Regions from separate parts of the Homo sapiens genome. Here region 2 is linked to region 1. A link is an interaction called in ENCODE POLR2A ChIA-PET data of the cell type or tissue named here. Cell type or tissue: MCF 10A. All regions are shown on one strand. Links, peaks and the distances in the headings refer to the core of each region. The heading gives the core; the rest is flanking DNA. Region 1 overlaps DHX30 (DExH-box helicase 30). Region 2 overlaps IP6K1 (inositol hexakisphosphate kinase 1).

Evidence for each region. ChIA-PET counts read pairs that join two places held together with the same protein. Peaks named below come from ENCODE experiments on the same cell type or tissue, not always from the same donor. Only the 100,000 strongest peaks of a DNase experiment are listed, where the experiment ranks them.
Region 2: POLR2A ChIA-PET joins it to region 1 with 5 read pairs; 1 of 35 experiments calls an interaction of 5 or more read pairs at or near these places.

The regions. Positions count from the first base shown.
Region 1 is chr3:47,820,714-47,829,460 of GRCh38, forward strand. DHX30 (DExH-box helicase 30) reads left to right here. Exons shown (of 22, transcript NM_138615.3): 5 at 6,634-6,764; 6 at 8,311-8,421. Among named protein-coding and RNA genes, the nearest start is that of DHX30, 22 kb to the left of the region's middle. RefSeq lists silencers at 1,392-1,592, 4,093-4,382. In MCF 10A, for the core only: a CTCF peak has its summit at 4,232 (motif pointing right); a DNase peak (open chromatin) is centred at 4,238.
Region 2 is chr3:49,746,356-49,754,420 of GRCh38, forward strand. It overlaps IP6K1 (inositol hexakisphosphate kinase 1), which reads right to left. Exons shown (of 6, transcript NM_153273.4): 2 at 1,463-1,813. The coding sequence starts at 1,685. Among named protein-coding and RNA genes, the nearest start is that of GMPPB, 26 kb to the left of the region's middle. In MCF 10A, for the core only: no CTCF peak of the experiment used is centred there; a DNase peak (open chromatin) is centred at 1,906.

The sequences.
Region 1 (8,747 bases), core at 1,881-6,880:
TTTAGCACATGTAGTACCAGATGTCATCCCCGATCCAGAAGTGGATAGAGAGATTGCTGAGCCAGTAAATGCTTTCTTTTTTCAGAACTTCCCTCCTTTTTCACAGGGAAAGGAATCAACTTTCTCTCCTCCAAGAATACGGAGAAGGCTTAATGTTGGTGTAAAGAAAGGGGTGCATGCGTAAGGCTCTCTCTTTTTTTTTTTTTGCCTTTGTTTTATTTCTTCTTTCTATTTTTATTTATTTATTTATTTATTTATGAGATGGAGTCTCACTCTGTCACCCAGGCTGGAATGTGGTGGCATGATGTCGGCTCACTGCAACCTCTGCCTCCTGGATTCATGTGATTCTTGTGCCTCAGCCTCCCTGGTAACCGGAACTACAGGCATGCACCAGCATGCCCAGCTGATTTTTTTGTATTTTCAGTAGAGACGGGGTTTCACCATTTTGCCCAGGCTGGTCTCCAACTCCTGGGCTCAAGTGATTTGCCTGCCTCAGCCTCCCAAAGTGCTGGGATTACAGGCATGAGCCACCATGCCTGGCCTTTTTCCTAACTTTCTTTTTTCTTTTTTTGATGGAGTTTCGCTCTTGTTGCCCAGGTGGGAGTGCAATGGTGCGATCTTGGCTCACCGCAACCTCCGCCTCCTGGGTTCAAGTGATTCTCTTGCCCCAGCCCCCCGAGTACCGGGGAATACAGGCATGTGCCACTATGCCTGGCTAATTTTTTGTATTTTTTTAGTAGAGATGGGGTTTCTCCATGTTGGTCAGGCTGGTCTCAAACTCCTGACCTCAGGCAATCTGCCCGCTTCGGCCTCCCAAAGTGTTGGGATTACAGGCATGAGCCACCGTGCCCAGCCCTTTTTTCTAACTTTCTTTAAGGTCCTTTACTGATTGATTGATTGATTGAGATGGAGTCTCACTCTGTTGTCCAGGCTGGAGTGCAATGGCGCAATGTCGGCTCACTGCAACCTCCCTCCTGGGTTTGAGCCATTCTCCTGCCTCGGCCTCTTGAGTAGCTGGGATTACAGGCACCTGCCACCATGCCCAGAGCTAATTTCTGTATTTTTAGTAGAGATGGAGTTTCACCACACTGGCCAGGCTGGCCTTGAACTCCTGACCTCAGGTGATCCACCCTCCTCGGCCTCCCAAAGTGCTGGGATGACAGGCATGAGCCACCGTACCTGGTCTTTAAGGTCCTTTAGAGGAGGAGTTGGTAATCTTTTTTTTGTAATCATCAGGTAATAAATATTTTACGCTGTGTGGGGCATATGCTTTCTGTTGCAGTTATTTGACTCTGCCATTATAGAATGAAAGCAGTCATAGATAATAGCAAATAACATAGTAAATGAGTGTGGCTCTGTTCCAATAAAACTTTCTAACAACAGGCAGGGGTCTGGATTTGGTCTGCAGGCTGTAGTTTTCCAACTCCTGCTCTAGACCAGTGAGGAGAAGAACACAGAAGCAGAAGAGTTCCAAGAGCTGCTGTAAAGAGTTGCCCTTATCTTACAAGAGTCATTGAGGTTTGTGGAGGTGAAATACTTGCTCAGGGTGACTCTTGCTGTTAGAACCCAGTTGAAATAAATGAATAGGAAAAGGGGACTGCATTAGTCCATTTTCATGCTGCTGATAAAGACATACCCAAGACTGGGTAATTTATAAAGAAAAAAAGGTTTAATGGATTCACAGTTCTATGTGGCTGGAGAGGCCTCACAACCATGGTGAAAGGCAAAAGGCACATCTTACATGGTGGCAGACAAGAGAGAAAGACAGAACCAAGTGAAAGGGGTTTTCCCAGCCGGGTGTGTTAACTCATGCCTGTAATCCCAGCACTTTGGGAGGCCGAGGTGGGTGGATCATGAGGTCAGGAGTTCAAGACCAGCCTGGCCAATATGGTGAAACCCTGTCTCTACTAAAAATACAAAAATTAGCTGGGCATGGTGGCACGTACCTGTAGTACCAGCTGCTTGGGAGACTGAGACAGGAGAATCGCTTGAACCCAGGAGGCAGAGGTTGCAGTGAGCCGAGATCGTGCCAGTGCATTCCAGCCTGGGTGACAGAACAAGACTCTGTCTCAAAAAAATAAACATAAAAAATAAGAAAGGCCAGGCGCAGTGGCCCACGCCCGTAATCCCAGCACTTTGAGAGGCCAAGGAAGGCGAATCATGAGGTCAGGAGATCGAGACCATCCTGGCTAACACAGTGAAACCCTGTCTCTACTAAAAATACAAAAAATTAGCCGGGTGTGGTGGCGGGCACCTGTAGTCCCAGCTACTTGGGGGGCTGAGCCAGGATAATGGTGTGAACCTGGGAGGTGGAGCTTGCAGTGAGCCGAGATTGCACCACTGCACTCCAGCCTGGGCAACAGAGCGAGACTCCATCTCAAAAAAAAAAAAAAAAAGAAAAGAAAGAAAAGAAAGGGGTTTCCCCTTATTAATCTATCAGATCTCTTGAGACTTACTCACTACTATGAGAACAATATGGGAGAAACCACCCCCATGATTCAATGACCTCCCAACCACGTCCCTCCCATGACACATGGGAATTATGGGGGCTACAATTCAAGATGAGATTTGGGTGGGGACACAACCAAACCGAGACAAAGACCCCCCTGGGAACAAACTAGTTGGTTGGCATCCCTGGTTGTTGTTTTTTTTTTTTTTTTTGTCTTTTTGAGACGGAGTCTCACTCTGTTGCCAGGCTGGAGTGCAGTGGCGCAATCTCGGCTCACTGCAACCTCCGCCTCCCGGGTTCAAGCAATTCTCCTGCCTCAGCCTCCCAAGTAGCTGGGACTACAGGCGCGTGCCACCATGCCCAGCTAATTTTTGTATTTTTAGTAGAGATGGGGTTTCACCATGTTGACCAGGATGGTCTTGATACCCTGACCTCATGATCCGCCTGCCTCAGCCTCCCAGAGTGCTGGGATTACAGGCATGAGCCACTGCGCCTGGCTGATTTTTTTTTAACATAAAAATCTAAACATCTGTTCAACACATGTGTTGTAAACTAGAAAAAATAGTATAATGAACCTGCAAGTACCTGTCACCCAGCTTCAACAATTAACAACTCATGGCCAGTGTTGCTTTGTGTATAGCTCTTCATTTTGGCTTCTTTAGAGGCAACTAAGAAATCATGGCATTTCAGCCTTATGCCAAATGGCTGTCAGAAAAGAGTGCTATCCTGAGGGCTTCCTCAAGTGCCACAAAGGGCTTGGGTCCTGCTGTCCAGGTGGGGCCTTTCTGTCTAGACTGTTGTCTCCTTCAGCTTTCAGATACCATTTTCTTTTCCTTTTTTTTTTTTTTTTTTTTTTTTGAGATGGAGCCTTGCTCTGTCACCCAGGCTGAAGTGCAGTGGCATGATCTTGGCTTACTGCAACCTCCGCCTCCTGGGTTCAAGCGATTCTCCTGCCTCAGCCTCCCGAGTAGCTGGGATTACAGGCGCGCGACACTATGCCCGGCTAATTTTTGTATTTTTAGTAGAGATGGGGTTTCACCATGTTGGCCAGGCTGGTCTCGAACTCCTGACCTCAGGTGATCTGCCTGCCTCGGCTTCCGAAAGTGCTGGGATTACAGGCGTGAGCCACTGCGCCTGGCGAGGAACAGCACTTTCACTGCTGGACTTTACGCTGGACCAGCTCAATTCTTGGCAGTTTCCAAAGCTGGGTGTTTTCACCTTCCCCTCCAGCCCTGGGGATTAAATCTGTTTCCTGAAGAGGTCTTCCTTGGCCTGGCTCCAGATTTTCTTTTTCGTTTTTTAAACTTTTAATAGAGTTGGGGTTTCACTATGCTGCCCAGACTGGTCTCAAAATCCTGGGCTCAGGGGATCCATCCGCCTCAACCTCCCAAAGTGTTGGGATTGCAGGCATGAGCCACGGCGCCTGGCCCTGGCTCCAGATCTTCACCAGGTTTACTTTGTAAGCCGTTAAATAAGATGGGGCTGCCAATTTGCCAGAGGCACGTGAGAGGTAGTTAGGAACAATTGGTAGGACCTAGAGGGAACTAACTTCGCTTCCTTAGATGACATTGAGCTAAGGCCTAGCATTATTTTCCCCCCAACAGCCTCATTCCATCTTCCTGCCTTCCATCCACACGACTGCTGGTTTAGATTTGCTGGAGAGTGAGCTCTGCAGGGTCCTAGCCCTGGGCAGCGCCGAGCCCGCCTACTGAAGGCCCAGGGCTGTGGTGAGCGAGGACGGGCTGCTGATGCCCTCGCCTAGGCTTGGGCTTCGGGTCCGCCCGGCCCGCAGGGGGCGCGCGGCGCTCGGGCCGGCCGCTCCCGTTCTCTTCGCCCGGTCCCTGCCGCGCACAGGCCTCGGGGTCGGCGGGAGCACGATGGCGGCCGCTAGGAGACTCATGGCGCTGGCCGCCGGCATCTCTCCGCGCCTGCAGCCGCTGGGTCCCCGCGCTGCTGGGCGACAGGGTCGCTCGCGCGGCTTCTCTTCAAGCTGCGCCCACCCCGACCACACCAAGGAAGCCGCCGAGGCCGAGTCAGGGATGGCCCCCGGCGGGCCTGGGGAAGGCGACGGAAGCTTGGTGAACGGTGAGGGCATCGGCGGGGGCGGGCGGTCCGCAGCGCCCTTGACTCCTGGGATGGCAGAGCTAGGGGCGCGGGCCGAAATCGGGCCTGGCGGCCGGGGGTCCTCTCTTCCATAGTGGCCAAGTTCGCCATCCGTCGGCGGGCAGCGGCCTTGCTGTTTGTAAAGCTTAGCGTGGCACAGGCCCGAATGGACCCTTAGAGTACCTGCTCCCGGCAAGAATAGGTGAGAGGTGCGAGACCTCGAGGGAGTGGGGAAAACGAGTAAAAGTCCAACTCCTGCCAGGATGAGTGGCCAAGGGCTAGAGCTTCTAGGGACAAGCATGCCCTCACCAGTGTGAGAAATAGCCCAAAGTAACTCCTGGGACATCAGGATCTCAAATAGAGACAGAATGACTGTTCTGGTGGATTCCAGCTTTGTGCCTCCCAAATAGTGCAGAGGATAAAACTGTTGAAAGCATCAAGGATGGGTAGAGAGCGCCAGCCTCCACCAACCTTATAGAGCTGAAGGTGGGGGCGGGGTGGTGGTCTCAGTGCAGCTCTATTGTTAAACCAGTGGGTGTAATGGGCTACTCGAAGTTGGGTCCCTCTGTGACGAAACCCCCCCCGCCCCGGCCAAGTCCACTTAGATATGGTTTCTTAACTGCTTAACTGCTTGACTCTTAGTTGCTTTACAAGTTACCGCTTAGAGGGAGACAGGATCAGGTGTCCTCCATCCTGGCCACTTGACACAGGAGTCTGTCCCAAGGAAACAGTCTCAAACCAGGCAGCAGAGTTACATCAGAACGCTTGGAAGCACTTTTTGAAAATATAGAGTCGCCTCCAACATCGCTCCCATTCTCAGGTCCCCTGTGGGGAGCTGGATGTCCATGCGGTGAAAAAGCTCCCCAGGTGATCAGTGTACACGCAGGTGCACATGTGCATATATACAGCTCCTTTTGGAGCTGCCAGAGGCTAGAGTGGAGAATGATATGGCCCCCCATGTTCCTAGCAGACCTCTTCATGACCTGGTTAAGCCTTGTGTCTGGTACAAGCTTACCCTAGGTAGATATCTCTTCCCTTTCTGCTCTGAGATTAATCCAAAAAACAAGAAAAAGAAGCGAGGTACCTCTCATGGTATCTGATGCATCAATTTTCCCCTTGATTCCAGAGAACTTGGGGGAGGAGTAATTCATGCCTGCTCAGATGTAGAGGTTTTCTTTCTTTTTTTTTTTTTTTTTTGAGATGGAGTTTCACTCTTGTTGCCCAGGCTGGATTGCAGTGGCGCGATCTTGCCTCACTACAACCTCCGCCTCCCGGGTTCAAGCGATTCTCCTGCTTCAGCCTCCCAAGTAGCTGGGACTACAGGCGCCTGCCACCAGGCCTGGCTAATTTTTTGTATTTTTAGTAGAGACGAGGTTTCACAAGGTTTCACTATGTTGGCCAGGTTGTCAAACTCCTGACCTTGTGATCCACCCGCCTTGGCCTCCCAAAGTGCTGGGATTACAGGCGTGAGCCACCACGCCCAGCCAGATGTAGAGGTCTTTAATCAGTCCCCACACATAGTTTGGTTCTGTGGGAGTCTTTTGCAGTGTGCTTAGATACGGTTGAGAGCTGGGGCCTGGTATTCAGCATCTGGATCTCATCACTTGAGATACATGGGGCCAGGTCTCTCGTGTGTGTGTCTTATTTTAGGAAGAGCCTTGCATTGTCTTGATCTCCAGTTTGTGTGTGTGGTGGATTTTTGTTTTTGTATTTTTTGCTTGCTTGTTTGTTTAGTGTCTTCTTTCAGACATCAGACTGGGGGGTTTATTGACCAACCAGGCTTTTGTAGGTGATGTATGAAATGAGGAGATTGGGCGGAGAAGAGGATGCTGGTAGGATCCCTTCTGTGGTGTGTGGGTCATTGGCCCTTCTTCAGGAGATGGTTATTCAAGTGGGTCTGGCCCCACTCTTCCCTGTAAACCCTGAAGTCATTCCTCTTTTCTTTTCCAAGATGCTCCTGGGTGGTTTGGGGTCATGAGCCAACATCCTCAGAATCCAGCCCAGGGTTGCCCTGATACACACCCCATGGAGTTTTTAAAAGAAAAAGAACAACTGTAATGCTTTTGTTCTTATTTTCTTAGCTTCTAGGGACCTATTAAAAGAGTTCCCACAGCCCAAAAATCTTCTCAACAGTGTGATTGGAAGAGCCCTCGGCATCTCACATGCAAAAGACAAACTAGTCTACGTGCACACAAATGGACCGAAGAAAAAGGTAACTCTGCTGGTGGCAAGGAAAAACATTGGTATGACTCAGAAAGGAGGCTGTTTGTCCTTTCTGTCTTAGGTTTCTTTGTCAAGGAGGCCATAGAATGGGTTTCCTGAATTAAAATGGTCAGCAGAGACTCAGAGCAAAGCTAGGTTTGAAGAAGAGCCAGAATACACGTGCCTGGTTTAGGGAAGAGGAACACAGGGCAAATGAGGTGCCATCTTATCTAAGACAGGCGCCTATACGGATCCTTGGTTTTTGCCCCCATCGACTAAGGACTGCAGAGGGTTAGAGTTAATGATAATTCTTGCCCTTACAGTCTTATAGATTCTGGAACCATAGAAGCATGCCAGCAAACCATTCTGGATGATTTTTTAACATTTATTTTATTTATTTTTGTAGAGACAGAGTCAGAGTCTCTCTGTCACCCAGGCTGGAGTGCAGTGGCACAATCATAACTCACAGTAACCTCAAACTCCTGGGATCAAGTGATCCTCCCGCCTCAGCCTCCAAAGTAGCTGGGACTACAGACAGGTGCCACCACACTCGTCTAATTTTTTTTATTTTTTGTAGAGACCGGTTCTTGCTATGTTGCTCAGGGTAGTCTCAAACCCCTTGGTTCAAGGGATCCTCCCTCCTCAGCCTCCCAAAATTGTGGGAGACACCACTGCTCTCAGTCTGGATGATTTTTAAAGATAAAGATGGGGCCTGGTTGTGGTGGTTCGTGCCTGTAATCCCAGCACTTTAGGAGGCGGAGTAGGGAGGATCCCTTGAGCCCAGGGGTTTGGGACCAGCCTGGGCAACATAGTGAGACCCCATTTCTACAAAAAATGAAAAAGTTACTCAGGCATTGTGGTGCAGGCCTGTAGTCCCAGCTACTAGGGAAGCTGAGATGAGGGGATTGCTTGAGCCCAGGAGGTTGAGGCTGCAGTAAGCTGTGATCGTGCCACTGCACTCCAGCCTGGGCAACAGCGTGAGATCCTGTCCCCCACAAAAAAAAAAAAAAAAAAAAAGATGAGGCTGGGCGCGGTGGCTCATGCCTGTAATCCCAGCACTTTGGGAGGCCGAGGTGGGCGGATCACAAGGTCAGGAGATCGAGACCATCCTGGCTAACATAGTGAAATCCCGTCTCTACTAAAAGTACAAAAAATTAGCTGGGCGTGGTGGTGGGCACCTGTAGCCCCAGCTACTTGGGAGGCTGAGGCAGGAGAATGGCGTGAGGCAACAGTGCAGCCTGGGCAACAGTGCAAGACTCTGTCTCAAAAAAAAAGATGAAGATGGATCCCGGCTTGGCCTCTGGCTAGAACATGGCACCTTGAAGGAGCAAAACAACTTGGGGTAGAACAGATTGTTTCACGGTGAGACAGTTAGAGCCTTATAAGGAGTTAATGATGGGATTGGGGTTCTGTCCTCTGTTCTCAACTCTGAACCTAGCACATTGCTGCTGTGAGGTCTGCTGCTGTGAGGTCCACCACTGTTTATTTTCCATGTAATTTGCAACAACTCTAGTCTGGAGTGGCAAGACTTCTGATTTCTCTCTTCTCTTCCCCAGAAAGTCACACTGCACATAAAATGGCCCAAGAGCGTGGAGGTAGAAGGCTATGGCAGCAAGAAGATCGATGCTGAGCGGCAGGCTGCAGCTGCAGCCTGCCAGCTGTTCAAGGTGACCCTTCCTCAGTGAAAGCCACTGAGACCTTCCTCCTGGAAACTCCTTGCCCTTTGTTTTTATTGGTAGAGGTTGGCCCAGTGTTCTACCACTCACCTGCCCTGAGCCCTTCCCACTTCCTGATTCCTTTCTTACTGTTCAGCCAATGAGATATATATATATATATATATATATATATTTTTTTTTTTTTTTTCCTGTGTTTTTGGTTTTTTTTTTTTTCCTTTGAGTCAGAGTTTCACTCTGTTGCCCAGGCTGGAGTGCAGTGATGCGATCTTGGCTCACTGCAACCTCCACTTTCTAGGTTCAAGTGATTCTCATGCCTT
Region 2 (8,065 bases), core at 1-5,000, 1.9 Mb after region 1:
TAAATATTATTCAGCCATAAAAAAGAATGAAGTGGGCCAGGCACGGTGGCTCACGCTTGTAATCCTAGCACTTTGGGAGGCCGAGGCAGGCGGATCACAAGGTCAGGAGATCAAGGCCATCCTGGCCAACATGGTGAAACCCTGTCTCTACTAAAAATACAAAAAATAGCTGGGCGTGGTGGCACATGTCTGTAATCCCAGCTACTTGGGAGGCTGAGGCAGGAGAATCGCTTCGCTTGAACCCGGGAGTTGGAGGTTGCAGTAAACCAAGATCGCGCCACTGCACTCTAGCCTGGCAACAGAGAGAAACTCTCAAAAAAAAAAAAAAAGTGCTAGGATTACAGATGTGAGCCACTGTGCCCGGCCAAGAATGGAGTTTTAATACACACTATGACATGAACGAACCTTGTAAACATTAAGCTAAATGAACCAAGCCAGACACAAAAGGTCAAAAATTGTAATGATTTCACTTTTATGAAATATCTACAATAGGCAAATCTGTAGAGACAGAAAGTAAACAAGAGGTTACCAGGGGATCAGATGATGGAAGAATGGGGAGTTATTATTTAATAGGTACCGAGTTTGTTTCAGATGATGAAAAATTCAGGAAATGGACAGTGGCTATACAACATTGTGAATGTGTTAATGCCACTAAATTATACACTTTAAAATGGTGAATGTTATGTTATGTACATTTTACCAAAATTTTTTTTAAAAAGTTAAGGAAACAAAAAGTCAATTCTATAGCACTGGTTTTTCTAAATTGAAACTCTCCTAAGTAAAGGACAGTGTTAACCTGACTGAAATCATACAACTTAAAGTTATAAAGCAGAATGTAAAAAAAAAACTTAGACACAATGAGCAATCATAAAAATTTATAAACACTGACAAAGATCAGATTTTAAAATAAAGTTAGTTAATTCTGGTATAATTAATATTCATGAGGTTCTTTTCTATAAAGTTGACTTATATTTTAAAATAAATTATTTTTCCTTCAAATATCAGGACTTCCAGGCCCCAGAAAGTCCCTGCATTTCTTACCAACAATTCTTTGCCCCAGCACATATAGACACAGGATACACACAGCACCACTGCCAGCTATCTAACCGCTTTAACCTGGAAGTATCCATTCCGCCTCCGGGACGAGAGAAATGTTCCCTCTTCTCTCCCAGACTAGTGTCACAGCAAATGGGAAAATTCACTGACAACAGCATGCTCTTTTCCACCAATGGAACTTAATGCTATGACTTTTTCTCAGCTTTACCTATTAATAAATTCAATTTTCAAGATCTAAAGACCTTGCTGATGCTTTCAGCCTCTAATTTTATCTAACAAAGTGACTTCGTGCTTTGAGAAAAAAGACCTACAATGATATATCATGGCAAACAAACCAAGAAAAAACTGTGGCAAGGGGTCTATAAGCCCAAGGCTGCTGCTTTCATTAAACTGGCCAGTGACTGACCTTTGTATTCAGGGGTGAACTCCTTCATTTCGGGAGGGAGGGACTCGTAAAAGCGCTGTTCCCGGGAGATGAGGGGCTTGCACACAGTGTGATCGTCGTAACGCATCATGCTGCTGTGTCCGCCTACTTGGTGGATGAAGGGCTCCAGGAGGACTCCCCGGTCTCCAGCCCGACTTGCATTCTTGCCATACTGCCCCACTTCCATGGTTTGACAAACACACATTGCGTTGGGGGCCAGTTGCACACTGAGGGCAGAGGATGCAGCACATGGGCCACAAAAGGAGAGCTACATAGAAGGTCCTGGCCAGGTGAAAGCCAATGGTCAGATTCTATTCAGCTTATTATTCTGTCCTACAGAAAAGAAGAGAGGAAGAAGGAATCAAAACACTGGGTGAGTCACAATTTCCCTGGAGCTCCATGAGTGAGAGCAGGGACTCTTGTTTTGTTCCCTACTATGTGTATCCCTAGCACGTACAATACTACGTGGCACATGAAAGGCAGTTGGTTAAATTTTTGCTGAATGATGCAACCTTGGCCTCTTCCATCTATCTTGTGCACAGAAGCCCACATTCTCTGCCTTTCCTAGTTCCCACCTCCCTTCTGAGTTATCTAAAGGATTTTATTTTAGAGCTACAGCACATTACAACCATCAGGAAAGCACCTATCCCGGTTTACTTCACACCCAAAGATGAGATCAGAAAAAAACAGAAGGCAATGGGAATTTGTTCTGTTCAGACTCCTTAGGATATCCAGTACTGGTAAGGGTCTCTCCTTCACTCAGAGGAAGGGTTTCTGTCTGAGGAATTAGGTCACATGAGATTCCCAAATTCTCCACTGAAGGTGCCAAGGACCAGGCAGGCCATTCATTGCTGAGCTGTAGGACAGTGGTCCCCAAATTTTTTGGCAGCAGGAACCAGTTTCATGGAAGACAACTTTTCCACAGAACGGGTGTGGGGGCGATGGTTTCAGCATGATTGAGGCTGTACATTTATTGTACATTGTATTTCTATTACTACATTGTAATATACAATAAAATAATTATACAACTCACCATAATGTAGAATCCTTGGGAGCTCTAAGATTGTTTTCCTGCAACTAGACGGTCCCATCTTGGGGTGATGGAAGACAGTGACAGATCATCAGGCATTAGTTTCTCATAAGGAGCACTCAACCTAGATCCCTCACATGTGCAGTTCACAATAGGGTTCATGCTCCTATGAGAATCTAATGCCACCGCTGGTCTGACAGGAGGCAGAGCTCCGGCGGTAATGCAAGCAAGGGGAGCAGCTGTAAATACAGATGAAGCTTTGCTTGCTTGCTCGCCTACCACTCACCTCCTGCTGTGAGGCCCAGTTCCTAACAGGTCATGGACCAGTACCCAGGGACCCCTGCTATAGGATCATTAAGGTTTTGCTTTTCCCAAAGGAATTCAGGCTTCAGATTTCTTCTACTTTAAATCTATGGTTGTCAATTTATGACCATTCCCTTTCTGTCTGACTCTATACCAACCAGTGGGACAAGGAAAAGCTCCTTGTACTCAAACTCCCTCTTTATAATGTCAATTTTCTCTCAAAATATTTAAAGTAGTTGGCAAATTTCTTAACACTGAGTGTATTTTTAAATTAGGAATGTAGTCAGCAAGAATACATCAGAAAGATTAAGACCAAAAAAGAAAAAGTATTAGTAGAGCAGGAATATGGTCCCATATGTAAGAGACAAACCATCGGGTTTTTTGTTGTTGTTGTTTTTCCTGGATCTTGTAATTATGGACAAAATGGGGTACAAAATACCACTGCTGAGCTGTGATGGCACTACTGCACTCCAGCCTGGGTGACAGAGCAAGACCCTGTCTCAAAAAAGACAAAAAGAAAGAAAAAACTACTGCAAAACTGCAAAATCTTAACCCAAAGCTGCCCAGGCAGCTAGCTATGTTTTATTTCACTGCTATCACCAAAATCAATTATTCTGTACTCCCAGTCCCCAGATTGCACTATTTTAATGCACATACACTTCTTTTTTTTTTTTTTTTTTGCCTAGTTATCCTGAATGAAGTCTAGGAATACTACCTGGGACAAGGCAATACTGCCTTCAGGTCAAGGCAACTCTGCCCCAGGTAGTATTCCTAGACTCCATTCTCTCCAAACCTGAGTATAGTGCACACATCTATGACTCCTAAGGTACCCTATGCCAGCTCTACCATATCAATATACCACTGTGCTGTCATCTATTAACTCACTGTCATCACCACCAAACCATTGTCTCTTATTTCCACAGCAAAAGTCCAAGGCAGTTTCCACCACGTAGTAAATACTTAAAAATAGAGTTGCTGGATTGTGGAGGGCAGGTCAGGGTCTCTGGAGGTGGTCATTGCAGCTGTGGATCCTGTTCAGTACTGTAGATTGGCTTCTGCCCTGGCCCCGGTCAGGCTGAAGGAGGCCTATCTCTGGCTGTGCTTCTCCCTGGGAATGCTTCTGACTATGGACACAAGGAGAGTGCTAAATTTTCTAGCCTGAGTCATTGGGTGGCTGGGAAAAGATAGGGGTCACAGTGCCAGGTGACCCAGAAGAATGGTGCAGGAGGAGAGTCAAGGAAATAGGCCGGGTGCAGTGGTTCACGCCTATAATCCCAGCACTTTGGGAGGCCGAGGCGGACGGATCACCTGAGGTCAGGAGTTCAAGACCAGCCTGGCCAACATGGCGAAACCCCGTCTCTTCTAAAAATACAAAAAAAAAGGTAGCTGGGCATGGTGGCACATGCCTGTAATCTCAGCTACTTGGGAAGCTGAGGCACAAGAATCACTTGAACCCAGAAGGCAGAGGTTTCAGTGAGCCGAGATTGCGCCACTGCACTCCAGCCTGGGCGACAGAGCGGGACTCCTCAAAAAAGAAAAAAAAAAAAATTGAAATAGCCCTTCCCCTGACTCTGAGAGATCTGTGGCAACTTCTGCAGCTTCCACAGGACTGAGGGCAGAGTCCACTCTTCAGTCTATCTAGACATTTGGTATTTGTTTCCATATGATGTCAACATGAAGTCATGGCATTGTTTTTGTGTTTGAAATAGTCTCCTAAGAGTAAATATACCACATATCTGTAACTCTGTTTTGATGGTACTTTCTTAATAACCCTGAAATCTGAAATAGTGGAAGTACCCCAGAACCCTCTCAAGCTCTGTGAAGCCTTGCTTTACAAGGTGTGGATGGAGCCTCATAAGTCACTTAACTTCTCCAAGTCTCCTCACACTCCTAACCCTGCAGGATTTGCAGATGCAGGTAAAGGGCTTGGGCTTGCCTCGCCTAGTGCCCATCCCTGGAAATAGCAACGGCTCTGACTCCTTTTTTTTTTGTTGTTGTTGTTGTTGTTGAGATGGAGTCTCACTGTCGCTAGGCTGGAGTGCAGTGGCGCGATCTCGGCTCACTGCAACCTCTGCCTCCAGGGTTCAAGCGATTCTCGTGCCTCAGCCTCAGCCTCCTGAGTAACTGGGATTACAGGTGTATGCCACCACACCCAGCTAATTTTTGTATTTTTAGTGGAGACGGGGTTTCACCATGTTGGCCAAGATGGTCTCAATCTCTTGACCTCATGATCCACCCACCTCAGCCTCCCACAGTGCTGGGATTACAGGCATGAGCCACCATGCCCAACCCTGACTTTTTTTTTTATCAACCAGAGGTTACTCCTGAAGTCTGGTGTCCACAGAGGCTACTGTGAAAACTACTGTCTGAGAAGGCCGTAGATGATGATGATGTTGGTTGCCTGCATAACGTCTTTCTCTGCTACTTCATTGCTAATAGAGCCCCAATCTTATTCAGGTAGCCAACTGCAAAGTATCTGCTCCCCAAGAGGTTATGGGGTTCCATTGCTCTGCTATGAGTTTATGCACCTCTCAGCTACAATAGAGACTCTGTCCTTTGTTTGCTTTGTAATACTTTAGTTACATATTTTAAGATAATTATTGCGTAAAATGCAAAGAACGCTATGTATGAAAAGAACTTGCTGAGATTCTGATTTTTTTCTCACTGGTGAATTGCAACAAATGGAAAGAAATTTTTACTGCAAAAATATTAGTTACAATAGTTAGGTTGACTTTCTGGTTATAATAACAAACTCCTTGAACATACCATTGAATTCCAAAAGGAATTATGTCTCCATTCAAGTAAAAAGAAGTTTCTCATGTTAATGAAATGTAATTTTTTGTTGTTGTTTTCCTTTTTAGAGTTGGGGGTCTGTCGTCCAGGCTGGAGTACAATGATATGGTCATGGCTCACTGCAGCCTCTAACTCCTGGGATCAAGGGATCCTTTCACCTCAGCCTCCAAAATAGCTGGGACTACAAGTATATTCACCATGCCCGGCTAACTTAAAAAAATTTTTTTTTTTTAAAGACAGGGTTGGCCGGGTGCAGTGCCTCACGCCTGTAATCCCAGCACTTTGGGAAGCCAAAGCGGGTGGATCACAAGGTCAGGAGATTGAGACCATCCTGGCTAACACAGTGAAACCCCGTCTCTACTAAAAATACAAAAAAATTAGACGGGTGTGGTGGCGGGCGCCTGTAGTCCCAGCTACTCGGGAGGCTGAGGCAGGAGAATGGCGTGGAACCTGGGAGGCAGAGCTTGCAGTGAGCCGAGATCGCGCCACTGCACTCCAGCCTGGGCAACAGAGCAAGACTCCATCTCAAAAAAAAAAAACCCAAGGAACCATTTCACTTTTGCATGTGTGTGTGTGTGTGTGTGAGTTTCGCTCTTGTTGCTCAGGCTGGAGTGGCAATGGTGCAATCTCGGCTCACCTCAATCTCCACTTCCCAGGTTCAAGTGATTCTCCTACCGTAGAGACGGGGTTTCTCATGTTGGCCAGACTGGTCTTTAACTCCCGACCTCAGGTGATCTGCCCGCCTAGACCTCCCAAAGTGCTGGGGATTACAGGCGTGAGCCACTGCGCCTAGCCTTTTTTTTTTTTTTTGAGACAGAGTCTCACTTCGTCACCCAGGCTGGAGTGCAGTGGTGCGATCTTGGCTTACTGCAACCTCCACCTCCTGGGTTCAAGCAATTCCCATGCCTCAGCCTCCCAAGTAGGTGGGGACTACAAGCGCACCCCACCATGCCCAGCTAATTTTATTTTTGTATTTTTACTAGAGACGGGGTTTTGTCATGTTGGCCAGGCTGGTCTGAAACTTCTGACCTCAAGATGACCTGCCTGCCTCAGCCTCCCAAAGTGCTGGGATTACAGGCATGAGCCACTATGCCTGGCCGCCATTTCACTTTTTGCCATGAGACTGTCAAAAAATAAAAAGTCCACAAGCTCTGCATTCCTTCCCACCCCCATTTTCTCTCTGCCTTCACTTCCTACCCTTGTCTCCCCACTGCTTATTATCCCACTCCAGCCATACTGGCCTTCATGATGTTCCTCAAACACATCAGGCATATATATATTCCCTAGCTTCTTTGCACTAGTCATTCCCTCTGCCTAAACATTCTTCCCCCAGATAACCACATGGCCAACTCCCTCACCTCCTTCAAAAGTCTTTGATCAAAATGTCTCTTTCTCAATGAAAGGTCTATCCTACCCTCCCTAGTTTAAAATACACCACCACCTGCACCCTCCACCCCCTTTAATTGGCTCTTCTTTTTCTTTTCTTCATTAAGGCATTTATCCCCTTCTGGCATATTACATACTTTACTTACTGATAATGTCTACTGTTTATTATTTATGATGATGATGTCAGTTATATGAGTATCCTAAGTGCCCTGAGTAGTACCTGGCATATAGTAACTACACAATAAATCTGGCTGAATAAATATATGTATGTTTATGATATACATAACAGATGTATATAGTAGGGTAAATATATAACATATGAAAAAGTGTTTATAAAGGGACAAGTTCTTTTTGTTTTAAAATATTAGGGTTATAAACCAAAAAAGTTTACATTTCTAACCTAGACCTAGCAAAAACCAGAACAAACGGGTCATGTGGCTTTATGAAAAACAAAATATGTTGGCCACATGACAGAATTCGAAGTCAGCAAATAAAAAGAACATAAAATTGTGTTTTAACTCTTTTAAGATTTGATATATGAAGGAAAAATAGGTTTAAATGCACCCAAATGAGAATAGCCACAATAACAAGGACAAAATCAAAGCAAAATACAGAAGGAAAAAGACAGCCTATGAGGAGGAGAATTAGACTGTTTTTATCAATGATACAAAAGAGATTAAAAAGGGGGAAAAAAATCAGGCAAACACATAAATAATCTCAACTATAAAAGATTAATCAGGCCAGCTGTGGTAGTCATGCCTGTAATCCTAACACTTTGGGTGGCCAAGGCTGGAGGATCACTTGAGCCCAGGAGTTTGAGACCAGCATAGGCAACATGGCAAAACTTCACTTTTACCAAAAAAAAAAAAATTACAAAAATTAGCCAGGCGTGGTGGTGTACACCTATAGTCCCAGCTACTCAGGAGACTGAGGTGGGAGGATGGCTTGAGCCCAGGAGGTGGAGGTTGCAATCAGCTGAAATCATGCCACAGCACTCCAGCCTGGGTGACAGATTCAGATCTTGTCTCAGGGGAAAAAAAAAAAAGATGAATCAGGCCATGTATGGTGGCTCA